Linked DNA regions of Homo sapiens: region 1 is linked to region 2. Evidence: chromatin loops called from intact Hi-C (ENCODE). Cell type or tissue: heart right ventricle. All regions are shown on one strand. Each heading gives the region's core, and the rest is flanking DNA. Links, peaks and the distances in the headings are about the cores only.

Region 1 (2,818 bases), core at 278-2,777, 160 kb before region 2:
AGCATAAAGCACTTTGAAAGGAGATGAGTTGTCTTACTGATATTCTTAGGCACCATTCACCTAGGAAAAATCCAGGATAAATTATAACTGCTATTCTTGCAGCCCTTGTGATATATCTCATATTATCTTTTTTTTAGGGTACAGATGGTCCTATGGGACCCCATGGCCCTGCAGGTCCCAAAGGAGAAAGAGTAAGTTGTTGCTGAGGTTATTAAGCTTGTACTAAAGAAAACACAGAGCATGGCTTTTCCATATTAATTTAACTGTTCATTTTTCAGAAGAAATAAAGGGCTATCTAATATTAAATAAAAAGAGATACCATCCTAAGTTCTATTCAGAGTCCTAATATTGAGAGAAGAAAACCACAGAGCATAAAATAGAACACGGCTGCCTTAATAAAAACAATACATACATTTACATAGCTAAAATAAATAGCTCAGATGATTCTTCCTTCACCCATAAGGAAGATATTTTCATTTGGCCTTTATCCAGAAAGTCGAAGTCAATGGAGCTAAAATTTCCGGAGTATGTATTCTGGTTGATAATCTTTTATATAAAGCTACTGTACTCATTCAGAGCAGGTTATAACTTTTTTCCAAAGGAAATAATGAAACCTAAGTATTCTTTTCTGCACAGTTACAAATGCTCCCCCTTTTTTAAAGCTAAAGGATAGGCTGTTTTTCTTTAACCATAAGGAAATAATTTCAGTGCATTATAAAATGAAAACCTTTCACTAACCTCTCTATTGCTAGGCCATGTTTCCATATCTTTTGGGGGAAAAAAGACATTCAGAATGGAAGATAAATGGTCATCTGTCTGGAACTTTCTTCTCTCTTCTCCCTCTCATGCATGCGCTCTCTCTCTCTCTCTCTCTCTCTCTCTCCCCCTCTCTCTCTTTCTGTTTTTCTCCCACTATTTCTTTTCCTCACCTTGGAAATCTTAGAATTATTTTTGTGTGTCTGAGTGGAATTATGTCATCAATTTCCCTACCATCCAGGAGAGGATATAAAGAAAGTATTTTAATAGTGAAGTCTTCAAAATGTCGGAATGATTCACTGTGCAAGTTTGTGGTCTTTTAAAAACTAGATAGATTTTCATCAGTCTGAGATAATTTGCTTTAAAAAAAGAGGGCCAGTAGTCATTTCTTTAACATACCTTCCAATTCCATAATTCTGTGTTCTGTAGAGTGATCTCATTCATTCAGGAAATATTTACCAAATGCTACTATGTGCAAAGCATGGTATTACTAGTGTGAAATGGAAACTCTCCTCCCACTTAGGTAAAGCCTATTTTGCTAATTTGCTTCAGTACATTGAATAATACCATTATAATTGATTAATTATCTCTTGGTCTTTTATTAATATTTTTATTAATATTTATTAATATATACTGAATGCTGCAAAAAAAACAGCTATTCTTCCTGACCTAGAAGAGTTTACAATCTAATTGCAGAGAAAAAAAAATGCATGAAGGAAATAACCAGAGAATGAGGCCAAAATAATACAAATAGTACAAGCTGTACAGTGATGAAGATTGGCTTTATCCAAGAATGCTTGTAGAAAGAGATGAGTTCTAAGGGAACATGTAATCTGAATGTGCAATTGTCATATTTCTAAGATCAAACCAATGACTTCTGAAGATCATCTTAATTAAAAATATTTAAAAGCTAAAAGCCTCAACGCTGCTGATGCAGATTGGCTTTCAAGCATTGTATGAAGAAACCCAGCCCATGTACTAAAAATGGAGCAGCAAATCTCAGGCAGTGTTTTGGCAGAATGCCCTGGGGCTCAAGAGGGTTTACCGTGTGGTAAATCAGCTGCTACTTCCGATAGCTCCACAATGTCACAAGAGTATCAGGTCTCAGTGCTGGAGCAGAATTAACCAGAAGAGCAAATGAAATTGCTAAGAATTTTGAAGGCATAGTTTCAGTCAAATGGTGTGCAGCGTAAAGTGTTACTCTTGTATTTACTCAGCATGTTAACTATCTTAACTGGATCATATATCAGTACTCTCCAAGTGCCCCTCACTGGAAGTGCTAAACTGGAGTGTGATTCTCAGAGTTAATTGATAGAGGCGCCATCTGGACTCTCCTGAAAAAGTTTCAAATTTTAAAGAAGTCAGAATCGGCAAAGGGAGGTGTTCTAGGATAATGCCTCAGTGTTGATGTGCAAATTAAAGAACCCGAATGAAATTAGAACAACCTAAAAGAAACCACACATTTGACAGCCAATGTTATTCAAACATTTTCAAGTGTATGATTGACAGCATCAATATTCCACTCTGCAAGCATCTGATCCTCCCTACCTTAGCTGATTTCTTCATTTGGCTTTGGAACTCTATAAATGTGTTAAGCTTGAGAGGTTGAAAAATACTTTTGGAATTGCTTAATCCAGGAAAAGGAGTTGTACATTCAAATCCCCGTGTTAATATTTCATTCCTAAAAGTTTTCAAGCTCGAATCATTAGAATGCTTTTTGGCTCTAAGTGACAAATTCAAAATGGCTTACACAATAAAGAAATACATTATTTTATATAAGAAAATATTCAAAGGAGGACTCTAGGTTTTGCTTGGGAGCCCTTTTCCACATGTTGGCATTGTCTTCTGACCACGGACAAGCTGGGCACAGTGGTCCAAGCATCCTCTCTGGTGAGACACTGGCAGAGAACAGAGAGACTACCTCATGTCTCTTCCTGAGCAGAGAGGAACCTTCCCCAGAGCTTCCCGGCTGATGCCCCTGACACCTCATTTGCCAGAACTGGGTCAGCTGTCCATTTCTGAGGCAGTCACTGGCAAGAGAAATGGAATTGTCGTTAATAGC
Region 2 (2,818 bases), core at 307-2,806:
GCCAGGCCGGGTGACCCACGACCTGTAATCCCAGCACTTTGGGAGGTTGAGGTGGGAGGATCACTTGAGGCTTGGAGGCCCAGTCCAGCCTGGGCAACACAGGGAGACCTCATCTCTACTAAAAAATGCAAAAAATCAGCCAGGTGTAGTGGTGCGCACCTACAGTCCCAGCTACTTGGGAGGCTGAGGTGGGAGGATCACTTGAGCCCAGAAGATGGAGGCTGCAGTGAGAGCCGTGAACACACCACCGCACCCCAGCTTGGGTGACAGAGTGAGACCTTGTCTCAAAAAAATAATAAACTACATGTATTTAAGATGTGCAATCTGATAAGTTTGACCTCTGTCCTGGAAACCATGCCACAATTAAGATAATGAACATATAATGTGGAATCTAGAAAAGTTGAACAGTAAAATCGTGGTTACTAGAGGCTAGAGAGTAGGAGAATTGGGGAGATGTTGGTCAAGGAGCACAAAATTTCAGTTAGGTGGGAGGAATTAGTTCAAGAGATCTATTGAACATCGTGGTGAATATAGTTAATAACAATATATTGTATACTTGAAAATTACTGAGAGAGTAGATTTTAAGTATTTTCACCAAAACAAAAGGTAAATATGTGAGGTAATTCACACATTAATTAGCTTGCATAGCCATTCCACAATGTGTGTGTGTGTGTGTGTGTGTGTATATATATATATATATATATGCACATCATGTTGTACACTGTAAATGTATACAATATACAATTTTTGCCAATTAATTAAATTTAAAAATATAAACTTAAAATACCGTCAAACATGTTGTATAGATTAATCTTGAATATGACTGACTTATTTTCTTCAAGTCAGACATTTTAAAAGGCCAGAATTATGAAACATTAAATAGAAAAATATTACCCTCACTTCCTTGCTAGGTATGTCCTTGGTGATGTAGGGCTGGACTCACAAAAGAGCACTTCCAACACTACTGTTAATAAAGTCAGGAAAAGATGCCATGTGGCATCCTATTTTTAAAATCTATATTCACTAATGAGTATATATGCGAAGTTATAGCTGGTCTTCACTTGAAATGGTACTTCATAGGCACGTTCCTCAACTTTACTTAGATAACTAAATTTATAGAGTACTATACTTTCTGAATAGAGCCCAGAGTTTTGCTCTTTGATAAGCTGTGTCAAGACAAGACCGTTTTTTATCTCCCCAGAATTCCCTTGGCTATTTTCAAGTCCCACAGACTGGTAGACTATGTGAATTAAAAAGAATTTTTGTCATCTAGAAAGCCAGCTGAGGGGAACTGATCAGCCCAGTAATGTTTTCAGTGCCTCCTCACAGATAGAACCCAACCTCTCTCGGTTAAAAGGCAGCTGGGCCTGTGTCCATTCAGGAGAGGATCCTAGTACTATACTTGTAACCTTTAGTCAAGTTAATGAAAAGCTTGGCATATGGGGGGATAATCTTTGGCGTATGTTTATAATATCCCCTGTATTTTAAAATTTTAAATAATTTTATTAAGATATATCTTGGAGTCCATCGTTTTCGGTCAGTTTTTCCGGTTACTACATGATCTTTCAAAATAGTTTCAAATCTCTTATTTCAGGAAAAATAATTTGTAAGTATAATTTAAGTATTATAATCCTTCCTTCCTTCCTTCCTTCTTTCCCTCCCTCCCTCCCTTCCCTCCCCTCCTTCCCTCCCTCCCTCCCTTTCCTTCCTTCCTTCCTTCCTTCCTTCCTTCCTTCCTTCCTTCCTTCCTTCTTCTATCTTTTTCTTTGCATTTTTAGCTACTGGAAGGGGCTGGGGCCCTGGTGATGCCCTGAGGCATCCTGTTCAATTGATCTTAATGAGCAGCTTCCCATTCTCTTCATCCATGGGTTTCTGATGGTATCCATTTTTTACATCCAATTTTTAATACTATTGATTTCCTTCATAAACTACCAAGGTAGCCTACATTTTTTTTAAAAAAAAAAAAGTAAAATAAAATGAAAATATCCATCACCCAAAAAAGTTTCCTTATGACCTTTTGTCACTCCTCCCTCTCATACCTCCCACTCTTCTCCCCAGACCTCACCCCCACAACCATATACAACTAGATAGAAGTCATTCGTCAGATATATATTTTGCAAGTATCTTCCAACAGCCTGAGGCTTGCCTTTTAATTTTCTTAACAGTATCTTTTGAAAAGAAAAAGTTTTTAATTTTAATCCAGTCTAGTTGATTGATGTTCTTTTCATTTATAGCTTATGCTTTTGTGTATCATATTTAAAAATCTTTGCCAAGCCCAAGGTCACTACATTTTTCATCCATGTTTTCTTCTAGAAGTATTATGATTCAGGCTCTTATATTAAAGTCTGTGATCCATGTCATTCATGAAGTTTTGTAAATGGTGAGGTAAGCGTTGAAGTTTTTTTTTTTTTTTTTTTTTTTTTTGCATATGGTTATCCAATTGCCCCAGCACCATTTGTTAAAAAGGCTATTCTTGCCGGGAGCGGTGACTCACACCTGTAATCCCAGCAATTTGGGAGGCCAAGGTGGGCAGGTCACCTGAGGTCAGGAGTTCGAAAACAGCCTGGCCAACATGGCAAAACCCCATCTCTACTAAAAATTAGCTGGGCATGGTAGCAGGCACCTGTAATCCCAGCTACTCAGGAGGCTGAGGCAGGAGAATCACTTGAACCCAGGAGGTAGAGGTTGCAGTGAGCTGAGATCATGCCACTGCACTCCAGCCTGGGCAACAGAGAGAGACTCTGTCTCAAAAAAAAAAAAAAAAAAAGCTATTTGTTCCTCATTGAATTGCCTTGGAACTTTTACCAAGTCAATGGGT

What was found. Hi-C counts contacts between places; a loop is a spot of excess contacts. Peaks named below come from ENCODE experiments on the same cell type or tissue, not always from the same donor. Only the 100,000 strongest peaks of a DNase experiment are listed, where the experiment ranks them.
Region 1: a loop joins it to region 2, with 3.0 times the contacts of the local background. A loop is called at or near these places in 4 of 110 quality-filtered maps.

The regions. Positions count from the first base shown.
Region 1 is chr4:108,829,753-108,832,570 of GRCh38, reverse strand. It overlaps COL25A1 (collagen type XXV alpha 1 chain), which reads left to right. Exons shown (of 38, transcript NM_198721.4): 32 at 138-191. Among named protein-coding and RNA genes, the nearest start is that of ETNPPL, 68 kb to the right of the region's middle. In heart right ventricle, for the core only: no CTCF peak of the experiment used is centred there; a DNase peak (open chromatin) is centred at 1,770; H3K27ac peaks cover 806 bases.
Region 2 is chr4:108,673,564-108,676,381 of GRCh38, reverse strand. No RefSeq gene overlaps it. Among named protein-coding and RNA genes, the nearest start is that of OSTC, 24 kb to the right of the region's middle. In heart right ventricle, for the core only: no CTCF peak of the experiment used is centred there; no DNase peak of the experiment used is centred there.